Regions from separate parts of the Homo sapiens genome. Here all the other regions are linked to region 2. The links are chromatin contacts, found by Hi-C or POLR2A ChIA-PET in ENCODE. All regions are on one chromosome and are shown on one strand. The core of a region is the stretch at or near the end of the contact, and the rest is flanking DNA. Distances in the headings are between cores, read along the strand shown. Region 1 holds the start of LINC02156 (long intergenic non-protein coding RNA 2156). Region 2 has its middle 150 kb from the start of SLC38A4. Region 3 has its middle 18 kb from the start of LINC02156. Region 4 has its middle 41 kb from the start of LINC02416.

Evidence for each region. Hi-C counts contacts between places; a loop is a spot of excess contacts on that map. ChIA-PET counts read pairs that join two places held with the same protein, here RNA polymerase II (POLR2A). Pooled maps may share reads with other maps.
Region 1: a loop to region 2 is called in a map of naive thymus-derived CD4-positive, alpha-beta T cell, with 4 times the contacts of the local background. The contact joins the promoter of LINC02156 here to the enhancer-like site in region 2. A Hi-C loop is called at or near these places in 1 of 168 maps with a recorded cell type or tissue (naive thymus-derived CD4-positive, alpha-beta T cell), 2 of 37 single-sample maps with no recorded cell type and 1 of 50 pooled maps. POLR2A ChIA-PET finds 5 or more read pairs at or near these places in 1 of 52 experiments (BJ).
Region 3: a loop to region 2 is called in a map of CD4-positive, alpha-beta memory T cell, with 8 times the contacts of the local background. The contact joins two enhancer-like sites. A Hi-C loop is called at or near these places in 1 of 168 maps with a recorded cell type or tissue (CD4-positive, alpha-beta memory T cell), 2 of 37 single-sample maps with no recorded cell type and 9 of 50 pooled maps. POLR2A ChIA-PET finds 5 or more read pairs at or near these places in 2 of 52 experiments (BJ and GM12878).
Region 4: a map with no recorded cell type shows a loop between it and region 2 (1.8-fold over the local background). The contact joins two enhancer-like sites. A Hi-C loop is called at or near these places in 3 of 37 single-sample maps with no recorded cell type and 2 of 50 pooled maps.

Annotation. Positions count from the first base shown.
Region 1 is chr12:47,411,169-47,416,521 of GRCh38, forward strand. It overlaps LINC02156 (long intergenic non-protein coding RNA 2156), which reads left to right and starts at 3,840. Exons shown (of 2, transcript NR_149087.1): 1 at 3,840-4,064.
Region 2 is chr12:46,670,297-46,675,605 of GRCh38, forward strand. No RefSeq gene overlaps it. Among named protein-coding and RNA genes, the nearest start is that of SLC38A4, 150 kb to the right of the region's middle. RefSeq lists enhancers at 1-25, 39-539. Within about 2 kb of position 4,000, at least 3 of the 41 ENCODE cell types and tissues checked have a DNase peak (open chromatin) inside an H3K27ac peak, as active enhancers do.
Region 3 is chr12:47,394,315-47,399,996 of GRCh38, forward strand. No RefSeq gene overlaps it. Among named protein-coding and RNA genes, the nearest start is that of LINC02156, 18 kb to the right of the region's middle. RefSeq lists a silencer at 3,474-3,523. Within about 2 kb of position 3,302, at least 2 of the 41 ENCODE cell types and tissues checked have a DNase peak (open chromatin) inside an H3K27ac peak, as active enhancers do.
Region 4 is chr12:47,310,112-47,316,048 of GRCh38, forward strand. No RefSeq gene overlaps it. Among named protein-coding and RNA genes, the nearest start is that of LINC02416, 41 kb to the right of the region's middle. RefSeq lists an enhancer at 2,708-2,757. Within about 2 kb of position 2,825, at least 3 of the 41 ENCODE cell types and tissues checked have a DNase peak (open chromatin) inside an H3K27ac peak, as active enhancers do.

The DNA.
Region 1 (5,353 bases), core at 2,590-5,089, 740 kb after region 2:
ACCAGCAATTATGGAAGTAGGTTACTCAACATGTTTACTCCTTCATTCATTCATTCAATGCATATTTCCGTGCTGACCAGGTACCATGCTAGGCTCTGAGGATACTAAAATAAGATTGTAACTCACAGCACTTACAGTCTGATAATAAACTAGCAATTACAGAATACAGTGATGCCACTGGAGGATGAGCAGAGAGGGCCATTGTGGTGGACTTTTACCTTGGTGATCCTCAAAACATCTTGCCTTCTATATTCACACTCTTGTATAGGCCCTGCCCACACTGACTTTGGCTAATGAGATAGTAGCAAGCGTGATGCATGCAGAGGATTGAAAAGTGCTCACACATGAAGGCTTTCCCATTATGCAAAGTCCAAGTTAGTTGTACTGAGAAAGTGACATGGAGACAAAGAAAGCAAGGCTGGCAGGGGAGGACGGGGGAGGTGTTCTAGCCTTCCAGCTGTCCTTGCCAAGGTTCCAGACGCATGAATGTAGCCATCTTGAATGCTGTGGCCCCATCCACCACCTAAGTGCAACAGCATGAGCAACCCCCAGCAGGAGAATCACCCAGCTGAGTCCCAACCAACCCAAGACTCAGGAACAAATAAAATAGTGGTTGTTTTAAGCTGCTAAGTTTTGGGGTGGGTTGTCACATAGCAATAAAAACACAGCCATATACATTTTTTAAAAAGACCTTTTATTGAAATTCATGCCAGGTGGGGGTTTTAGATTTTGATGGATTCATTTTTACAATGTGATCTCTTTTTAAAATTATTTTCCAAATGATTATTGATATAGCATAATCTTTAGTTTGTCATATGCATGCATATTTACTCATACAAGGAAGAAAAAATCAGTAGACTGTGGTCAAGAAAAGAAGGCAAAAACCAGAATTTGTAGGAGAAAGAAGACAGAAAAACTGAAAGTAGTCAGGGAGAATGAATTTTGTTTGCACATTTTTCTGGGTAAACTTATTGGTTCATGTCCAGCAAAGAAGTCAGTCTAGACAGTCTGCTGCTAGGAAGGCTAATGAGGGGTTATCAAAGGACAGAATTTAACTGCTTATGGATTCTCCTCAAAACCTTGAGAGCTTCTCAGGGGGCTTACATGCCAGGCTGTCTCTGGGCATTGGCTGACAGTGTCCTGTCATTAAGATCTTATCACAGCCAAGCTGGGATGCACCATTTTCCTCATCACAGTTTTACATGCTGATTTTAATGTATCTAGCCACTTTATTCTGACCTCTTAATTAATGTTTTAGGTTTTCTCATTGTAAAATAAGATAATCTGTAAACAATAATTTAGTCTTTTCCCTTTTGTTAATATTAATATGTAAACTGCTGACAAACCACAACTCATGTAGGATTAGAAACACAAACTAACAAGCACTCAGAGCACACATCCAGTTGGTGTGGCTGACCAAGGATCCTTTCTACTCAGAGGTATTTGATCAGTGTGGCTGAGGCAGCTCTAGTTTGGACCAGAGACCACTGGCAGATGGCTCATTTAGAGTTAATTCTCATTATAAAAATTTTTCTGAAATCATCTGAATCCATGGAAAGATCTATCTTCAAATCTAGACAGTAACAACTCTTGCCTACATATTCAGCAGATGGTTAATTCTTATGACAGTAGCACTCCACAATCACTAAGCTCTATGGGATGCTAAGTTTATTTCCTGTAAAATCAAAGTGAAACAAGCTCTATTTGGCTGAAAATGGTTGTAATAAGATCCAACAAAATAAGGTTGCCTTTGTTTCTTCTGGGGTTTCTTTTTAGAGCTAAATTGGAGAGCTCCATAAACTTTAAGATGTAATGAACTGACTCATTTATTTCACTCTGCTTTCCATCTCTGACAGGTGCATACACACACACGCACACATACACACTCCACCACCACCACCACCACTATTGCCATCCCACTGCCACACCAGCTTCCCTACACTATAGACCACACGGTCCTTGTATGGGAATTAGGTTTACACTATGTAAATGTTCCCAAGGATCTACTATGAAGCTCTGGCAATGCTCTATTTAGCCTAGGAAATTTGCTGCGATGCCAGACTAAGAGATGGAGTTTTCTGTGGAAGATAAAAGCTGCTTCCTTTATTTGAAGAAAATTAAAGTTTATTCCACAGATCAGTGGTTAACTCTCCAGGGCAAGCCCTTTTCTTCCTCCAAACTTCAACACATATTTCTACAAGTCAGGGAAATATGAATCTTCTTCCTTGGACCAGCTAAATGGATATCCTGTGGCAAGTTATTTGGAAACAATAAAACAGGCAATCACCTGCTTAAGTGGCACAATCAGAAAGGCCAAGAGAGACTTCCGACCTTTCCCGAACACCTTAATAATTGAAACTTACATTGATACCATTCTGTTTGCAAAAAGACAGAAATTCCCTATTTTCAAGGTTCTTATGTGGTTCTGAACCATTCCTTTGAGGAACTGGTGTCAACTACTGTCACATTATATTAAAGACCTGACAAAAAAGAGACATGGGATTGATGTTTTTAACTGAGCAGAAGTTGAAAGCTACTGGGGCAGTACCTAGGGGACTTTAGGCACTGAGGGGCTAAAAATTAGATATATTGTGGTGCAGAGAGATGAAGGAAGGAAGGGAATCAAAGAAAGAAGAAGCAATGACAACCAAAGGCAAATTTTGCCTTTTTCTAGCTCCTAATCTTTATTGTAGCAGTTATCTCTTATTAAGCACTATGTACCAGGTGTGCAAAGGTCTTTGCATGTGTTTGCTCATTACACCTTTACATTTCTGTTTACAAGGAGCAGAGGGGTTTAGGGCCCTGGCTCCAGAGGTTTCTCCCTAGTAGGGGATGAGATCATCCCATGCCATGTGAGCTTGTCAGGAACTTGGCATAGACCCTGAGGTTCTACTCAGGGCCTGAGGTTCTCAAGAATGAACATTCCTGGACATTCAGTAAAGAGTTGTTAATATCCCTGCCTGGATCCCTTTCTTTCTATTTTGAGAACATTAAGAGAGGGAAGGCTACTGACACTTGGAATGAATAGTCATGGGAAAGAAAACAGTCTTCAGGAACAATTTCAGGAAGGTGTGAGAAGATGAAGTGAGGACCAGAGAATGTGTTCCTGGGTGGTGGTGACCAAAAACCACCAGGATGGACTTGAGGGTCCCTAGAAATCAACTGGGGAGGGAAATCCTAGGAGAAAGATTGGTCTTCTTGTCAACCTAGAGGGTTTTTTTTTTCCACTTACTATGGTTTCAACACTAAAATAAATATGAACTTATTCCACACCTCAAACTGGTGATTTGAAATATATTTATTGGAAATATTAAAAATCTATATTTTTACTTTAGGGCAGATAATTGTGTTTTACCTCAATGTTCTAGTTTGTATTTAGCTTAAAGGACATCCTTGAAATATCTGTTTTTTATAAGAGCTTCAGAGTTAAAAGGGGAAAGGAAGATTGTTTAGGTTGAGAGGGTTCTGTTTGGGTTTGCTTTGCTGTTGTCGGGGGCGCTGGGGTGATTAGCATCATGCAGGGCATGTGATTCTGACACCCTCTTCTGTGGTGGGGGTGAGAAGGCACCGGTGCCACTAGTCCCTGACCTGTCCCTCAGACAAGTTACAAATGAAGACTGAGGGGGTGGAGTAGCTATGGAAACCAGGAGGGAAGGATTTTTTTTTTTAATGCAAATGAATTAGAACAAAATGACTGGCATCCCTTTTTCTTTTTCCATCTGTGACAAAAGTTCTGTGTCCTGGTTTCTACCTTCACTTGGAGTAAATTATGGGGGAAAGAACATCATGAAGACCTGCTATTGTCAGAGTGTCATTTCCTCTTTCTATCTTTCTGTGGATTAATTTTAAATCCATTTGATAGAATTAATCATATAAGCCAGTCTCATTTCCCTGCAAATGTCTGCCTTCGTGCAGGTGATTCTGTAGAAAGGAGTTTCTCCAATAAAGCAGAGCTTCTCTTTCAACTCCATGGACATCAGAGAGAGTCCCTTTCAAAAAAGGAGGCTCAGGTCTGGAGAGACAAAGGCCTCTACTTTCGAAAAGGCCTCTTGGATCAAGCCCAGGTATGAGTCGTCAGTACCACGTTTGTCTCTGTGTCACAGCATTTGAGATTTTCATGAGGCTACCTGACCTCAATCTGTTTCCTTTTATATATTAACTCTTTAGGTCCCAATGGGACATACCCATTTTATGAGTTACTGACATTTATAACTTACCTCATTTTAGCATAAACTTTCTGCCTTTTGTTCTTTTGTGGACAACATATTAGCTCTTGGATTCTGAGTTTTTAAATGGTATAATTTTTGTTTGGCTCCAGGCAACAGTAGTTCTACTTTGTGTCTGAGCCTCCCGTCATCATCTGTCACTCTGTGCCCACTTGTTCTATTAAAGTATCATCAGGAAGGCACACAATTGATCCAGGGTAAAAAATTCTGCTCCAACAGTGAATGAATCATTCAATGTTGTGTGTCCACTGGGAGAAAAAAAAACTCCACGCAGCATATTCATTTTCACAATTTTTATGTACTACCATGAAGTACATAAAAATTACTGTAGGAATTTTATTTTATTTTATTTATTTTTTTTGAGATGGAGTCTCGCTCTTTAGCCCAGGCCGGACTGCAGTGGCGCTATCTCGGCTCACTGCAAGCTCCGCCTCCCGGGTTCACGCCATTCTCCTGCCTCAGCCTCCTGAGTAGCTGGAACTACAGGCACCCGCCACCGCGCCTGGCTAATTTTTTTTGTATTTTTAGTAGAGACGGGGTTTCACCGTCTTAGCCAAGATGGTCTCGATCTCCTGACCTCGTGATCCGCCCGCCTCGGCCTCCCAAAGTGCTGGGATTACAGGCGTGAGCCACCGAGCCCGGCCTATTGTAGGAATTATTACACTCACTTTGTTTCACTCTGCTCTACCTTCTAAATCTGAACATGTCCTGTTCTATTGATACTTTCTCCTGTCAATAGTCATGCTAGTGATGGAAGAACCTTGGCCAATATGATTAGAGTCTGAAAGATTCTCCTGGGTGATGTAAAACGAGCTCATAGGCAGAGGGGAGAACTTCCTTCTGTAACACACAGGCTGGCTTCTGACTCACCTACAAAAAAAGAAAAAAAGAGAGCTACTTGGTTCCACTGTCTCTTTGGATCTCATGAGTTGAAAGCTGAGGCTGTACTCCCCAACAAACATGAGTATTTCAGTTCTAAGTAGGTGACTGGAGAAAGATGAAATCCACTCAATTTGAAGAACATTTAAAAAATATGTTTTCATGCTTTGGAAAAGTTTCAGTGTGTCAGGTAAAATACTTGAAACTAAAAATTGTTGTAGATTTTGTACTATCGTTGGCCTGGAAGA
Region 2 (5,309 bases), core at 2,750-5,249:
GCCAAGTTCTTTGTTGAGGCATAACACAGGTAACCTTTACTCCAGTTTACACTATATTCCTCATTTCCATCTGAGATCTCGTCAGCCTGGATTTCACTGTTCATATTTCTATCAGCATTTTGGTCACAACCATTTAGAAAGTCTCTAAGAAGTTCCAAACTTTGCCCCATCTTCCTGTCCTTCTGAGCTCCCCAAACTTTTCCAACTTCAGCCTGTTACCAAGTTCCAAAGTTGCTTCCACATTTTTAAGTATCCTTATAGCAATGTCCCACTCCTCAGTACCAGTTTTGTGTGTTAGTCCATTCTTGTATTGCTATAAAAGAATATCTGAGACTGGGTAATTTATAATGAAAAGTGATTTATTTTGGCTCATGGTTCCACAGACTGTACATGAAGTGTGGTGCCAATATCTCCTTCTGGTGAAGACTCAGGAAGCTTACAATGATGGTGTAAGGTTGAAGTGGGAGAAGGCATATCACATGGCAAGAGTGGGAGCAAGAGAGAGAGAGGAGGCGGGTGCCAGGCTCTTTTAAACAACCAGGTCTCATGTGAACTAATTGAATGAGAACTAACTCATTACCATGAGGACAGGCCAAAGACATTCATGAGGGACTTGCTCCCATGATCCAAACACCTCCCACTTGGCCCATCACCAACATTGGAGGTAACATTTCAACTTGAGAGTTGGAAGGGACACACATCCTTCCATATCAGGTCCTAATTTTTCACCCCTCTCATGTGACTTTACAGTTCCTCCCATTTAAAAGGGAAGAGTATTATTTCTCCAACCCTTGACTGGATTCAGTCTTATAACTATTTTTGGCCAATAGAGTGAGGCAGAAATGACAGTGTACCAGTTCTGAAACTGTGCCGGCAGAGCCTTTGAATGTTTTTTTTGTCTCTCACACCTCTGCCATCATCATGAGAAGAATATGGCTTTGCTAGCTCCAAATCTGGGCTCGACATTCTTCTGCTCCAAAGAAGATGAGAGAGCCATGTGGAGCAGAGCCTCTCCAGATGAGGCCAGCCTAGGTCAATGAAACTCCAGCCAACACACTGACACTCAACAAATGCTTTCTGGTGCATGCTGCTGAGATTTTATAATTGCCTGTTATACAACATTGTAGCATTAGTTGGCTGATGCAAATATATTATTAGCTAATTATATTGATTGAATTTCTGGTATTAAACTATTTTACATTTCTGAAACAGAATTGTTTATTATTATTTCAACACAGGACTGAATTCAGTCTGCTTAATTGTTCATTTAGAACTTTCTGTTTGCATTCAATGGTCATCTTAGTCTATTTTATCTTTCTCAGGTTGGAGCATTAAAGTTATGTTATCATCATAAAACGTACTGGGATATTCCCCTAACTTCAACCTCAACATACAGCAGTATACAAATGCTGATTCCTAGAAAAGTTCTCATGATTCCCTGGTATAATGAAAAAAAAAAATAAGGAAGATGCAATGGGTTTTATAACGTCATTTGATTTAAAGAATAGTCCTTAATTCTGATCTTATGCACTTCCCATATTCTCAATGTTAGATTATTTATTCTTTTGCAAAATGATTCTGCTGATAAATGGTAATAAAAAAGAATGTTTCTACTACAAAAATTAAAACCTGGCAATCCCATGTTGGTCTCTCCAACTTTTCCCCTTAGCTCTCATAGTTTTTGAAATCCAAAGTTTGAAACCGTTTGTCTAGAACAATTTAAAGAGCATGTAATTAAATATAAAATAATTTGTGCCTTGAGAATTGGAGCTATTCTGAAGCAGTATGAAAGAGTGGTAGAGAATAGGAACTTTGAACCGTGTGGCCTCTAGCAGTCACTTAACCATTCCAAGAATCATTTTACTCCCTTGTAGAACAGGGCTAATAAGTAGGTACCTTTTAGGTCTATTATAAGGTCATATGTTATAAGATACTTAGCATAATATTGTACATATAGTAAGTACCTGATATGGCTTGGCTCTGTCTCCACCCAAATCTCAACTTGAATTGTATCTCCCAGAATTTCCATGTGTTGTGGGAGGGACCTGGGGGAGGTAATTGAATCACGGGGACCGGTCTTTCCCGTGTTATTCTCGAGACAGTGAATAAGTCTCACGAGATCTGATGGGTTTATCAGGGGTTTCCACTTTTGCTTCTTCCTCATTTTCTCTTGCTGCTGCCATGTAAGAAGTGCCTTTCACCTCCCAATATGATTCTGAGGCCTCCCAGGCCATGTGGAACTGCAGGTCCAATTAAACCTCTTTTTCTTCCCAGTCTCGGGTGTGTCTTTATCAGCAGCATGAAAACAGACTAATACAGTACTCAATAAATATTAGCTATTTTCATTACTAGTATTTTGATATTTTTCTCTGAATATATTTTGTTCTTAAAATGTTTTCTGTTCTTGATTTAATTTTTAAAACTTTTTGAATTGAAGTATAACATATATATTTAAAAATGCAGAAATCAAAGTGTATTACTTAATATTTAAAACAAATCAAACATATCCATGTAACGACCTAGGTCAAGAAATAGAATATTACCAGCATCTCAAGAATCTCCCATACAGACACATACAAGCACCCTACCAATGAAAAGTATCCATTATATATAATTCTCCTCAAAGGTATCCTTATTTCTAACACCATAGATTATTTTTCTGTTTTTGAAATTTTTATAAATAGAAGTATACAATATATAATATGTAATTTTTTTTGGTCTGGAATCCATTGCCTGAAATCGTATTTTTAAGAGTCAAGTGTGTTGGTGTGACATGTTTGGCTCTGTGTACCCACCCAAATCTCATCTCAAACTGTAATCCCCATGTGTCGAGGGAGGGACCTTTAATCTCCACATGTCGAGGCAGGGAGGTGATTGGATCAATGGGGGTGGTTTTCCCCATTCTGTTCTCGTGATAGTGAATAAGTTCTCATGAGATCTGACGGTTTTATAAGTGTTTGGAAGTTTCTCCCTCACTCTTTTTTCTCTCCTGATGCCTTGTGAAGAAGGTGCCTGCTTCCTCTTCACCTCCCACCATGATTGTAAGTTTCCTGAGTCCTCCCCAGCCATGTGGAGCTGTGAGTCAATTAAACCTCTTTCCTTTATAATTTTCCCAGTCTTGGGTGTTTCTTTAAAGCACAGTGAAAATGAACTAATACAGTGCATGCAGCTACAGATTTTTCATATTAATGTATAGTATCCAATTGTGTGATTAGAACACAATTTATTTATTCATGCTAATATTGATGGATTGTTTCCAATTTCATGATATATCATCAAAATATAATCACATTATTGGTCTTTTTAAGAACCAACTTTTGGATTTGTTAATATACTACTGGCTTTATGCTAGCTAATTAAGATCTGCTTTTATCTTTATTAACTCATTTGTCCTTCTTCCTGGCAGTTTTCTTTCCTAAGTTTAAGTTGAACACTTAGTTTATTTAGCTTAATTTGGTGAAGATGCGTTTGCTTGTCCCAGATTTTTCATGAGATGAGATTTTTCATGAGATGAAGTCTCTTTTTCATGAGATGAAGTCTAAATGCGTTAGGAGGCAAAACTTGGGTGTATTTTTCTGAACACAATTAAATCGCTTTTAAATGTTAGTTTATGATGTTGTGAGTTTTTGTTTTTTTCTTTGCACTTATTTTAGTGGGAAGTTGCACTAGGCTCCATAATTGCTGTCAACCAAATCCTGTATGAAGCTGGAAGTCTGTACTATGGAAAATCTGCTAATTGTATCCATGCTCCCATCCATCCATCCATCCATCTACCCATATATCCATAATTTTATGTGAAATACACCACGAGGTGCTAGAAACATTTAGGTGAACAGATAGAAAGGTTTTCTTAAGGAAGGACAAGAGGGAGCTGCAATTAAACAGGGACTGACAGGATCAATTTGCATTTTAGAAAGGCAATTCTGATGGCAATATGGAGAACAAACTGTAATTCAGCAAATTGGAATGTAGGAGCAGCTCTTCAGAAGAATGGATGACCTTCAGGTGCTCACTGTTCATGAGGAGCTGGTGAGGTGTGGCAGTGGTGCCAGGAGGGAACATTTTTTATTATATAAAGTCTTCATGATGCAACAGATCTATTTTTTTTGGCACACGAATAAGAAACTATGCCCTTAAAGAAGATAAAGTCTCCAATTGTTTCTTTTTAAAAGTTTCTTATCCTAATGTCTAATAGGAATCATTAGAAATTAATATTTTTCTAACTAGAGGCAAGTGATAATGTCTCAAAATTTCCACAGCTGTTTCAAACGAAATCTTAGCATTAATCTATTTCTTTTTCTGTGACATTTTAAATACTAATGTAGCATTCATAACACCTTTCCAGAATCCAAATTATATTTTATAGGAAGTAAAAATGTCTTTGAGCCAGGCTATTCATCCAAAGCATTAAGAGTTTCAGCTAGATAATTAGAGACTGGTTAAAAAAAAATGTGAATATGAAGTAGCAGAGCTAATTCTAATGAACCACCTAGGACGATTAATCTTATAAGTTTAATGTTCTGTCACTTAATATTTAAAAAAAATTTTGGAAATAAAAGACACCATCACATGATGACTAATCGAAGCTGGAGCATTTGAAAGTGATTTGAGAGGGAAAGTGAGAGGTACCTCCTGGTGAATATACTAGCTTAAGGAGCAATGTGGTATTTGGGTTTCTGAACCTGCAGGTTCTACAGCCTTGTGCTTATACCGTGACTCGTGAAGGAAAGGAGGCTGACACAGGTAAAGAAAATACCAGAAGTGTCATAAAAGAGGATTTGGTAATTCAGCAAAGCTCTGAGTCAGTAACTACCACAGGTCTGGCATGGCAATTGCAGGCCATGGATTATTAAAACGGCCTTGTTTGAAATGAAATTTAAAAATGGAGGTCTTAGCCCTGGATCTCCTTTTTGTAAATAGCATTTTTAGAGAACTGACCACAATGCTTGAAAAAGGTTACAATTCATCAACCTAAGCCACCCATTTATGGTTTGGTGTTGATGCTTTTCTCTACTCACTCTCTAAGGTTAGTTAAGATGTTGTTAGATTGTTTTCTCACCTTGATTTAGAAGAGAATGATGGTCCCTGGCTGGACAGGCACAAGGATATCTCTCTAGGGTGGTGAGGGGTGAGGAATGAGGGCAGATTGGGGATGAGGGAAGTGGAGGGAGAGATGGGAGGAGGAAAATAGCATGTGGAATTAAACACATCCAAAGTTTTTGGTGTTCCTTAGATGACATTTATCAAAACAAATAAATCGTTAAATGGTATTTAGTTGAGCAAGTACAGTAACTGAAAAAAGTAAATGA
Region 3 (5,682 bases), core at 2,052-4,551, 720 kb after region 2:
TTTTCCTCTGAGATGCCACATGATGTTCATTTCACCCTGTAGTCTCACCGTGCCCCTCCATAGAGTTAAAAGCCAACCTCATGCTAGGAATTCCTAGCATTTTTAACTCAGGCTTTGACTATACTCCAGAGCTCCAGATCCACTTGGACTTTGTTTAAGAAACATCTCAAATTTACCTTGTCCAAAACAAAGCATTTGTTTAGCACCCCTTAAAAACGTGTTTCTCGGCAGGGCGCAGTGGCTCACGCCTGTAATCCCAGCACCTTGGGAGGCCGAGGCGGGTGGATCACAAGGTCAGGAAATCGAGACCATCCTGACTAACACGGTGAAACCCCGTCTCTACTAAAACTACAAAAAAATAGCTAGGGGTGGTGGTGGGCGCCTGTAGTCCCAGCTACTCAGGAAGCTGAGGCAGGAGAATGGCGTGAACCCGGGAGGCGGAGCTTGTAGTGAGCCGAGATCAAGCCACTGCACTCCAGTCTGGGCTACAGAGTGAGACTCTGTCTCAAAAAAAAACACAAAGACCTGAAGAGTCATCCTTGATTTTTCTCTCTACACTTGTAATAACTCCTTCAGTGAGTGCTGTCAGTGTACCTCCAAATACAGTCGAAATGACCCCGGGGAGTGGGGGTGGGAATTCTATATCAGGAGTATCAAAGTGTGGAACTTAGTAAAGTCCAAATCTGGTAGGCCTCACTCTAGTCTTTCTTCTTAATTTTTTTTAAATCAATACATTGTAACTGTACATAGTTATGGGATACAATTTGATATTTCCATACATCTATGTTGTATAATGATCAAATTGGCATTTAGCATATCCATTACCTTGTGAATTTATCCTTTCTTAGTGGTAAGGACATCCAAAAGTGTCTCTTCTAGCTATTTTGTAATATACAATAATTTACTCTTAACCATAGTCATCTGAATGTGCAACAGAACTTATCCCTCCTCTCTAATTGTAACTTTGTGCGAGTTAACCAACTTCTTCCTATCCTCCCTGCTCCAGTCTTTCTCACCACCCTGGTGGCACTGCTGCAGGGCCAAGGTCATTGCCTGTCTGGACCCCATGTCTAGCAGTCTTCTGAATTAAATGCCTATCCTCCCTTGCCCTTGGTCCACAACTTTATCTTCACAAATATACTATTGAGCAAAAGAGTCCAGACACAAAAGAGGACATATTATATGACTCTATTCATGTAAATTTCAAAAACAGGCAAAGCTACTACCATTGTCGGGTGGTGATGGTGATAATGGGGGGTGGGGAGCAATTGAAAGGAGTTTCAAGGAGTTCCAGTGGCTGGTCATGTTCTGTTTCTTGATCAGACAGTGAAACACAAATGTGTTCACTTCATGAAAATTCACAAGCTATACATTTATGAGTTGTGCTCATTTCTGATTGCATGTCATACTTCAATAAAAAATTTACTTAAAATTTGAAAAAAATTAAGTAATTATTTCAGGCTGAAAATGTTTGTAAACCATTAAGAACATCAAAGTGTCTGCATTTTGAAAATATGTGATTTTATTCTTGGTGCCCATGGAGATTCAAAATGTACCTCTTTTAACAACAAATGAATTTTTCTCCTATAGTACAAAATCACTCTTTTTTTTTTTTAAAAGAAGTCTCGCTCTTGTCTCCCAGGCTGGAGTGCAATGATGCCATCTCAGCTCACTGCAACCTCTGCCTCCCGGGTTCAAGCAATTCTCCTGCCTCAGTCTCTTGAGTAGCTGGGATTGCAGCTGCCTGCCACCATGCCTGGCTAATTGTTTTTTTAGTAGAGATGGGGTTTCACCACATTGGCCAGGCTGGTCTCAAACTCCTGACCTCAGATGATTCACCTGTCTCGGCCTCCCAAAGTGCTGGGATTACAGGCATGAGCCACTGCTCCCAGCCCAATGACTCGTTTTTAATTCAACTAAAATAAAACTAGGAATCAATCACTGTTGAGTAATGGGGATTTGTAAAAACATCTGAAATATGAAAAATGTTACCAAAACTTGGGTAGAGACTGGGGTAGCTGTCAGGACACTTGTGACAGAAGCCAGCACTTGGCCTAGCCTTTCAGAATTACTGTGGGACTTTCACTGAATCAGACTTCCCTTCTTTCTTAAAAGACCCATATGGGGCAACTGTATCTCACCATACATCTTCTTCTCTCTTTTTTTTTCTAGCTAAAATGGAAAGGATGGAACCCGAGATATCTTTGTCTTTGTCTTCCTTGTCTTCCTTGTTGACATTCTTTGTCTTCCTTGTTGACAGCTCCTGCAGGCATCCCCAAACTGATTTGCTGAAGGTGAGAATCTGCCCCCTGAATCACAAAGGGTGGCTGTGCTGCTCACTTAGTCTGTTTTGTGTTGCTGTAACAGGATATCTGAGACCCAGTAATTTACAAAGAAAAGGGGTTCATTTAGCTCATGGTTCTGCAGGCTGGGAAGTACAAGAAGCATAGCATTAGCATCTGCTCTGGTGAGAGCCACATGGTAGGTCCAAACATGGTAGAGAAGGTCAAAGGGGAATTATGAAAAGTCAGAGCCCAATGGCATCTTGGCTTTACCACAACCTATTCTCAAGGGAAGAAATCCATTCTCAGCAATGAACCTAGTCTGGCCAGACAAAGAATTTACTAACTAACAAAAGGGTACCAAGCCATGCATGAGGGCTCTGCCTCCATGACCAAGTACTTCCCACAGGCTTACTTCCCAACCCCGCAAGACAAGGACCAAATTTCAACATGAGTTTTGCTGGGAACAAACAAATCCTACCCAAACCATAGCAGCTGCCAATGACAAAATGAAACCAAGTTTCATAGGGCCCTCTCTGCTCCACATGTAGGCAACTCTGCAGGCATTTGGAGCACCTGTTAGCATGGACTAGAAGTCTAATTGGCCCTTTCTTCCTGTGCAGAGATCCTGGTGCAGGTGGCTCTCCCTGCTTCACCCCTAGGCATATCTTCAGGCATTTGGAGCACCTGCTCTCTTGGTTCAGCAGCCTGAGCCACCCCCACCCTTCCTGTGCATAGACTGTGGTACAGTAGGGCCCCCTCCACTGCAAGCAGATCTCCAGACATTCAAATCACCTTCTTGCTTGGTTCAGCAGCTGAAGTCACCCCACCCCTCCTGTACAGAGATCTTGGTGCAGGGGACTTTTTCTCTGCTTCATGGCCAGGGAGATCTTCAGGACCCTGGAGCACCACTCTCCTGGATTAGGAGTTTAGGCTGACACCCATCCCCATCCAGAGAACTTGGGGCTGAGGAGGTTTCCTAGCTCCATGCCTAGGCACACCTCTAGAAACTTGGTGGCAGCCCACTGGATTCTCCTTTGGCACTGGTGCTTATGCTTGCCATCAGGGGACGTGTAACTGGGCCTTCCAAGTTCGGCTCCACCCATCTTGCCCCACCCCTCCATTCCCTGGAGCTGAGAAGAGAGCTCAGACCACTGTGCATTCCATAAATGAGCCCATTGCCTGAGGCAACAAAGAGCTCCTCTCAGTAAACAAGGATCGGGTATATACCCAGCCATGTTGGCCACAACCAGCTCTTACACATAAGTGACATCTACTGGCTTGTCTGTTTAACTGCACAGCCCCGTGTAATATCTAGAGAGTGTAGGAAGAGGGGAAGGGAAAGAAAAAGAAGAAAAGGCAATAATTTTATAGGGAAAGAAATAAAAACAAAAATCCTACCCACACAAAAATAATTACAAAAATTAGAAGTGCCAGCACTTCCAGATGAGAAGGAATCAGAGCAAGAATTCTGGAACCATGAAAAATCTGAATGTGACAACATCAAAAGATCACAGTAGCTCTCCAGCAATGGTCCCTAACCCAGATGGAAACCCAGAAATTACAGATAAAGAATTCAAAGCATGAATTGCAAGGAAGCTCAATAAGATCCAAGACAAGGTTGAAAATCAACACAGGCCAGGTGCAGTGGCTCATGCCTGTAATCCCAAGACTTTGAGAGGCCAAGGCAGCAGGATCACTTGAGGTCAGGAGTTCAAGACCAGTCTGGCCAACATGGTGAAACCCTGTTTCTACTAAAAATACAAAAAATTAGCTGGGTGTGGTGGCGCACGTGTGTAGTCCCAGCTACTTGGGAGGCTGTGGCAGGAGAATCACTTGAGCTGGGAAGCGGAGGTACCAGTGAGCCAAGATCACACCACTGTACTCCAGCCTGGGTGACAAAGAAAGACTCCATCTAAAAAAAAAAAAAAAAAAATCAGCACAAGGAAACTTCTAAAGTAATCTGGGAAATGAAAGAAGAGATAAAACATCCTAAAAATAAATCAGTCAGAGCTTCTGGAATTGAAAAACTCACTTAGGGAATTTCAAAATACAACTGAAAGTTTTATCAATAGACTGCACCAAGCAGAAGAAAGAATTTCAGAGTTTGAAGACTGGTCTTTTGAACTAACCCACTTACACAAAAATTTTGTTAAAAAGAATTTTTTAAAGATAGTCTTTGAGAAATATAGAATTATGTCAAGTGACCAAACCTATGCATTGTTGGCATTCCTGAGAGACAAGAGAAAAAGTAAACAACCTGGAAAACATATTTGAGGAAATAATTCAAGAAAATTTTCCTAATCTTGCTAGAGAGGTAGACATCTGGATATAAGAAATCCAGAGAACATCTGTGACAAACTATTCAAAATGAACATAACAAAGAAATTAAGTCACTACACTGTCCAAGGTCAATATTAAAGAAAAAAAAATGTTAAAGGCAGCTAAAGACAGAGATCAGATCACATACAAAGGGAACCCTATCATGCTAACAGCAGACTTCTCAGTATAAACCTTACCAACCAAGATAGGCTGGTGGCCTATTTTCAGCATTCTAAAAGACAAGAAATTGTATTTCGCAGAGAAATACAAAAGACTCTCAGAGACTATTATGAACACCTCTGTGCACACAAACTAGAAAATTTAGAGGAAATGGATTAATTTCTGGAAACACACAAGGCCCCAAGATTGAATCAGGAAGAAGTTGAAACACTGGACAGATCAATGTGAAGTTCCAAAATTGAATCAGTCACAAAAAAAGCCCCAGACCAGATGGATTCACAGTTGGGTGAATTCTGCCAGATGTACAAAGAAGAGGTGGTACCAATTCTACTGAAACTATTCCAAGAAAACAAGGAGGAGGATGCCTCCCTAACTCATTCTGTGAAGCCGTCATCACCCTGATACCAAAACCTGGCAAAGACACAATGAAAAAAAGAAAACTACAGGCCAATGTCCCTGATGAACATAGACAAAAATAACTTTAACCAAATCCAACAAAACCAAATCTAACAGCACATCAAAAAACTAATTCACAATGATCAAGTAGGCTTCATTCGTGGGATGCAAGGTTGGTTCAGCTGTGCAAATCAATAAATGTGATTCACCATATAAACAGAATTAAAAACAAAAGCCGTATGATCATCTCAATAGACATGGAGAAAGCTTTTGATAAAAGCTAACATCCTTTAATCGTAAAAGCCCTTAACAAACTAGGCATTGAAGGAACATGCCTCAAAATAATAAGAGCCATCTATCACAAACCCACAGTCAATATCATACTGAATGGGAAAAAACTGGAAGCATTTCCCTTGAGAAAAAGAACATGACAAAGATGCCTACTCTCCTCACTGCTATTCAAAATAGCACCAGAAGTGCTAGCCAGAACAATCAGGTAAGA
Region 4 (5,937 bases), core at 1,575-4,074, 640 kb after region 2:
TCACTAAATAATAATAAAGGGGTGAATTCAGCAAGAAAATATAACAATTATAAATATCTATGCACGCAACACTAGGGCCCCTAAGTATATAAAGCAAACATTAATAGAGCTAAAGGAAAAGATGGATTGAAATACACTAATAGCAAGGGACTTTAACACTCTACTCTCAGGAAACCGACAGATTATCCTGACAGAAAATTAACAAAGAAACTTTGGAGTTGAACTACACAGCACAGTAGACCGGATAGGTATGACAATTACAGAACATTTCACTCAAATCCTGCAGAATACACATTCTTTTCATTAGTATATGGAACATTCTCCTGAATAGATTATATCTTAGGCCACAAAAAAGGTCTGAATACATTCAAAAAAGTAGAAATTACATCATGTATCAAATGGTTTTTTCTGACCACAGTGGAATAAACCTAGAGATCAATAACAAGAGGAACCTCTAAATCTTCCCAAACACATGGAAATTAAACAACATGCTCCTGAACCACCAATGGGTCAATGAAGAAATTAAGAAGAAAATTTTAAAATTTCTTGAAAAGAATAAAAATGGAAATACAATATACCAAAATCTATGGGATACAGCAAAAGCAGTAGTAAGAGGGAAATTTATAGCAATAAATGCCTATATCAAAAAGCAGAAAGAAATATAAAATTAAATATAAATAATTTTTATTCAAAAAAGTAGAAATACTTCAAATAAACATAAAGGAATTAGGAAAGCAAAAACAAAACAGACCCAAAATACACAGAAGGAAAGTAAAAAAGATCAGAGCAGAAATAAATGAACTTGAGACTAAAAAATACAGAATATCAAAGAAATAAAAAGTTGGTTTTTGGAAAAGATAAACAAAATCACAGTTTTAGTGGGTCAGGAATCAGGGCATGGCTTGACTGTGTCCTCCACTTCAGGGTCTCACAAGGATGCAATCAAGGTGTCAGCTGAGGTTAGACTGAGCAAGGATCCACTTCCAAGCTCAGGTAGTAGTTAACAAGATTCAGTAACTCATGGGATATTGGACTGAGGGCCTCAGTCTCTTGCTGGATATTGGTCTTGGACTGCCCTCTGCTCCTTGCCATGGGGCTTTCTCAACATGACCTTTGCTTTCTTAAAGTAAGCAAGAGGCCATGTGTGGTGGCTCATGCCTGTAATTCCAAAACTTTGGGAGGACAAAGTGAGAGGATCACTTGAGCCCAGGAGTTTGATACCAGCCTAAGTAACATAATGAGACTCTACAAAAAATAGAAAAAAATAGCCAGGGGCACACACCTGTGGTCCCAGCTACTTGGGAGGCTGAGGTGGAAGAATTGCTTGGGCCCAAGGGGTCAAGACTACAGTGAGCTGTGATCATGCCACTGCACTCCAGCCTGGACAAGAGATCAAGACCATCTCCCTCCCACTACCCAGAAAAGCTAGCAAGAGTGAGCATCTCCAAGCAAGATGGGGTACAATTTTATGTTGCACAATCGTATCCCATCAGCTTTGCCATATTCTACTGGTTAGAAGCAATTAACAAGTCTCACCCACACTCAAGGGGAGGGGATTTACACAAGACATGAATAGCATAAGGTGGGTGTATTAGTCTGTTCTTACACGGCTGTAAAGGATTGCCTAAGACTGGGAAATTTGTAAAGAAAAGATGTTTAATTGGCTCACAGTGCCACGGGCTGTACAAGAAGCAAGGCTGAAGAAGCTTCAGGAAACTTTCAATCATGGCAGAAGGTGAAGGGGAAACTGGCAAGTCTTACATGACAGGAGCAGGACAAAGAGAGAGCGGGGAGGTGCCACACAGTTTTAAACAACCAAATCTTGCAAGAAATCACTCACTATCATGAGAACAGCAAGGGGGTAATCCACCCCCACGATCCAATCACCTCCCACCTGGCCCCTTCTCCAACACTGAGGATTACAATTCAAGATGAGATTTGGGCAGGCCACAGACCCAAATCATACCAGTGGGCATCATGGGGGCCCTCTTAGACTCTGCTGCATGTTTCATTTCACGATTATTTAATATAATTTTTCATATAATAATTTGTCATATAAAGGAGGCAGATATTTAAAAATTGATCTGCTCAGGGTGTCAGATGCACTAGGTACACCACTGCCCTTTATCCTACTTAATTTTTGTCATAATACTTGCCTGATTTATTGTATATTTTCATTATTTTATATAACATTTAATATATTTATATATTTTATTAATATATAATGAACAATAAAAGTTTATTAATATATGTTCATATTTCATAGTCTATATTATTTAACATTTATTATATATTTTATGTGTTATTCACCTTGTATGTTTATTTGTTCATTGTCATCTCCGCCTTATAACCTCCTTAAGGGCAGGACTTTTTCTGGTGTGTTCACTATATTCAGCACCTAGAGCATTGGCTGGCACATTAGAAGAACTCAATAAATATTTGATGGCTAACTATGTGTAATGTTCAGAAGTGTTAATATAGGAGACTAGATTGTAAACTCCCCACGTATTTTAAAATCTCATAGATTTTTAAATTAGGTTTTATATGAACCACCCTCTAGCCTTTTAGTTTTCCCCTAGCTTTACCTCCTCATTTCTAAATTTGTTTGTATTTCTAACCCTGTACTTTGTCAATGTGATACTAAAATAGCTGAATATAAAGTGAGATTTTGGTAAATGACCCATGATTTTTTTTTTAGTAATACCAAATGACAGTCCATCATAGCCAGTCTGTCTTCTGGCAGCCCTGATTTCTGAACTTTGCACATATTGGAGATTATTTTGCTTCTTTCTACCTACAGAACATGTAGGGGCCTGGGGATGTGGCAAGAATCTCACACCTCTTGGAAAGAGGAAGTGAAATTGGCCTTTTGCAACTTCATTTTAATAAAGGGCCTGAGTTAAAGTCTAATCCCAGCCGGCTGAGCCAGTGATAATGTAAGAGTGTGTGTGTGTGTGTGTGTGTGACCATTTTCCTTGGAGAATCCTGCTTCTTAGACTATAATCCTAGATATTATAAATGAATAAATAAATAAAGAACCATGAAACTCTGGTTGGCAGCGCAGGTTAATGATCTGATTGTGGCAAGAGAGGACCTTGAGTCTTATCAATTTTGTATGTTTGTACTGGGGGAGCTTGTAGGGAGGATAGGGTTGCAGCAAGTACTTGTGGAATATTGATGGATATTCAAGGCAAATATAGACCCAGGAATTATGAAGTAAGCACTTACAGGAATCCAAAAGCCCATAAATTAATGGACATCTCCAAAGCATTGTAATACCTTGATAGTATAAGAATCGTGCTCTCTAATAACTTAAAACATGGCCTTATTTTTGAAATCAAAACCTTCAGCATAAACACATGTCCCTTTTGTGCTTACATACCTTATGGCTGCCATTAGCTACAGCTCTTTATACATGGGGCACTGTATATTATTATTAAAACCATCCAGCAAAAAATGATCTCCTGTTGCAACTTTGAATGTACTTAGTGAAATAACTTTCCAGACCTCATAGAGCATTTGGAAATATTTTCCTTATATACAGAACTCTAACTACTAAGTACCATTCTTTCCCAAGGTCTTCAGAGTTCTTTTTTCTTTTCTTTTCTTTCTTCCTTTTTTTTTTTCTTTTTTGAGACAAGGTCTTGCTGCATCACCCAGGCTGGAGGGCAGTGGCATGACCATGACTCACTGCAGCCTCAACCTCCCAGGCTCAAGCAATCCTCCTGCCTTAGGCCTCCCAAGTAGCTGGGACTACAGGCGCATGCCACCACGCCTGGCTAGCTTTTTAATTTTTTTGTAGAGATGGTGTCTCACTATGTTACCCAGGCGGACAGAGTTCTTATTTCTAGGAATAATAACATGAATATTTACTCATTCATTAAAAGAGAAAGGTTTTACGCTTAATACTTTCGTTGTTCTGTTTTTTCTTAAGGTCAGCACCAGAGCTACTTAATAAATAATTGTGCTGTCCTGAAACCACTTTGGGGTAACTCAGCAGAGAACCCAGGCTGCCAACCCAGGGCAATATGAGTACAGTTCCTTCAGGCTGGGAGGGATCCTGGGCTTGTGGCCACCCTAGGGGCTGCATATTGTTGACTCAGGGAGAGCCATGCCTGCCTAAGGGTAGAAAGGGAAAGCCTGTAGCAAGCAGGAAGAGTTGATAGGTACTAAGATGGAGAACATTCATAATATAAAACCATTGTAACCACTTTTAAGTGCACAATTCAGTGACATTAAGTACATTCAAAATGTATGCAACCATTACCACTATCCATTTCCGGGACTCTTCCATCATTCCAAACTCCGTGCTCATTATACAGTAACTTTCCATTCACCCTGTCCCTCAGTCCCCGGTAACCTCTATCAAACTTTCTATCTCTATGAACTTGTCTATTCTAGGTACCCCATATAAGTGGAACCATATATTTGTCCCTTCTTGCCTGGCTTATTTCACTTAGCATGATGTTTTCAAGGTTCATCCATGTTATAGCACATGTCTGACTATTCATCATTTTAAAAATTCATCATTTTTAAGGATGAATATTTACATGACATTTTGTTTATCCATTCATCTGTCAAAGAGCAGTGAGGTTGTTTCCCATCTTTTGCCTACGGTGAGTAATGCTGCTATCAACACTGATGTTCAAGTATCTATTAAAATCTCTGTTTTCATTCTTTTGGGTGTATACCTAGGCAGATGAGGGTTTTGTTTTTGTTTTTGACCATCAGAGTTCCAACTGGTGCTACTTTTCCTTTTAAATACATTCTAGGTCTATTTGAGTTTTTTGTTTGTTTGTTTGTTTTTGTTTTGTTTTGTTTTGGGGGACAGGGTCTTCTTGCTGTGTCACCCAGACTGGAGTGCAGTGACACAGTGACATGATCACTGCAGCCTCAACCTCCCAGGCTCAAGTAATCCTCCCAACTCAACCTCCTGAGTAGCTGGGACTACAGGCATGAGCCACCGTGCCCAGTTGAGTTTTTAAAAAATTTTTGTAGAGAAGTGGTCTCCCTGTGTTGCCCAGGCTTCTATTTGTTACATAGTCATAACATCTTCCTACACCTTTTTTTCTGTCCCAAATAAGAATTACAGTGTGTTCATCAACTGGAGAAACAACTTCCCTATCTGGGTTTTCACCCAGAACTGCTCAGGTCCTCACAGCATCTGACAACAGCCAGTAGTTGAGTGTCTCTGCTTTCAAGAATTTCAAGGGTCAGGACCTCAGCCTGGGATTGGACCCCAAAAGTAAAGTAAACCATACTGCAATTTTGTGCAAAAAACAAAGATTAAGAGGACACAGGAAAGGGACAATATGAAAAATAATTTATTTTATTTTTATGACAAAAAGGAGTAGAGAAAATTAACATAGATGAAACATTTTTCCTTAAGCTTGTTTTAGTTTTGTTGATAAGATAGTAAGCAACAATGGGAATGGGAATTGACAAAGCCCAATTCATCTCTCATCTGATCCTTAACTGTACTGATGAGAGCATGTGTCTGATCCTAGAGAGGGAAGAGAAGAGTTTCCAGGGAGGGAAGCTGAGACATCTCTTATATATAAAATGGTTGCCCTAAAGAGACATGCATGGCTAAACTCAGGTGACATGGTAGAGACTGAGTTGTCTACCTAATATGTATTCTATTTTTATTTATTAAGCCTGACTGTGTTTGGAATGGCAATATACCTGTGGAGGCTAAAGCAACTCTATCTTGGTTGCTAATCATGTTGACAAAGCAAGGATGTGTCTTATTTATTTTTGTGCTCTTCTCACCCATCCCAGAGAGGAGAAAGTGTGGAGCACATAGTAAATCTTCAGAACATGTTTGATGTTGGATTGAATAATCTGCTTTATTTTATCATCTAATAACTCCTTAGTTAGATTAGACGGATGGCTGGTGAAAAAGTGTTTGGACTGATACTGTATTTATCTGCTCAG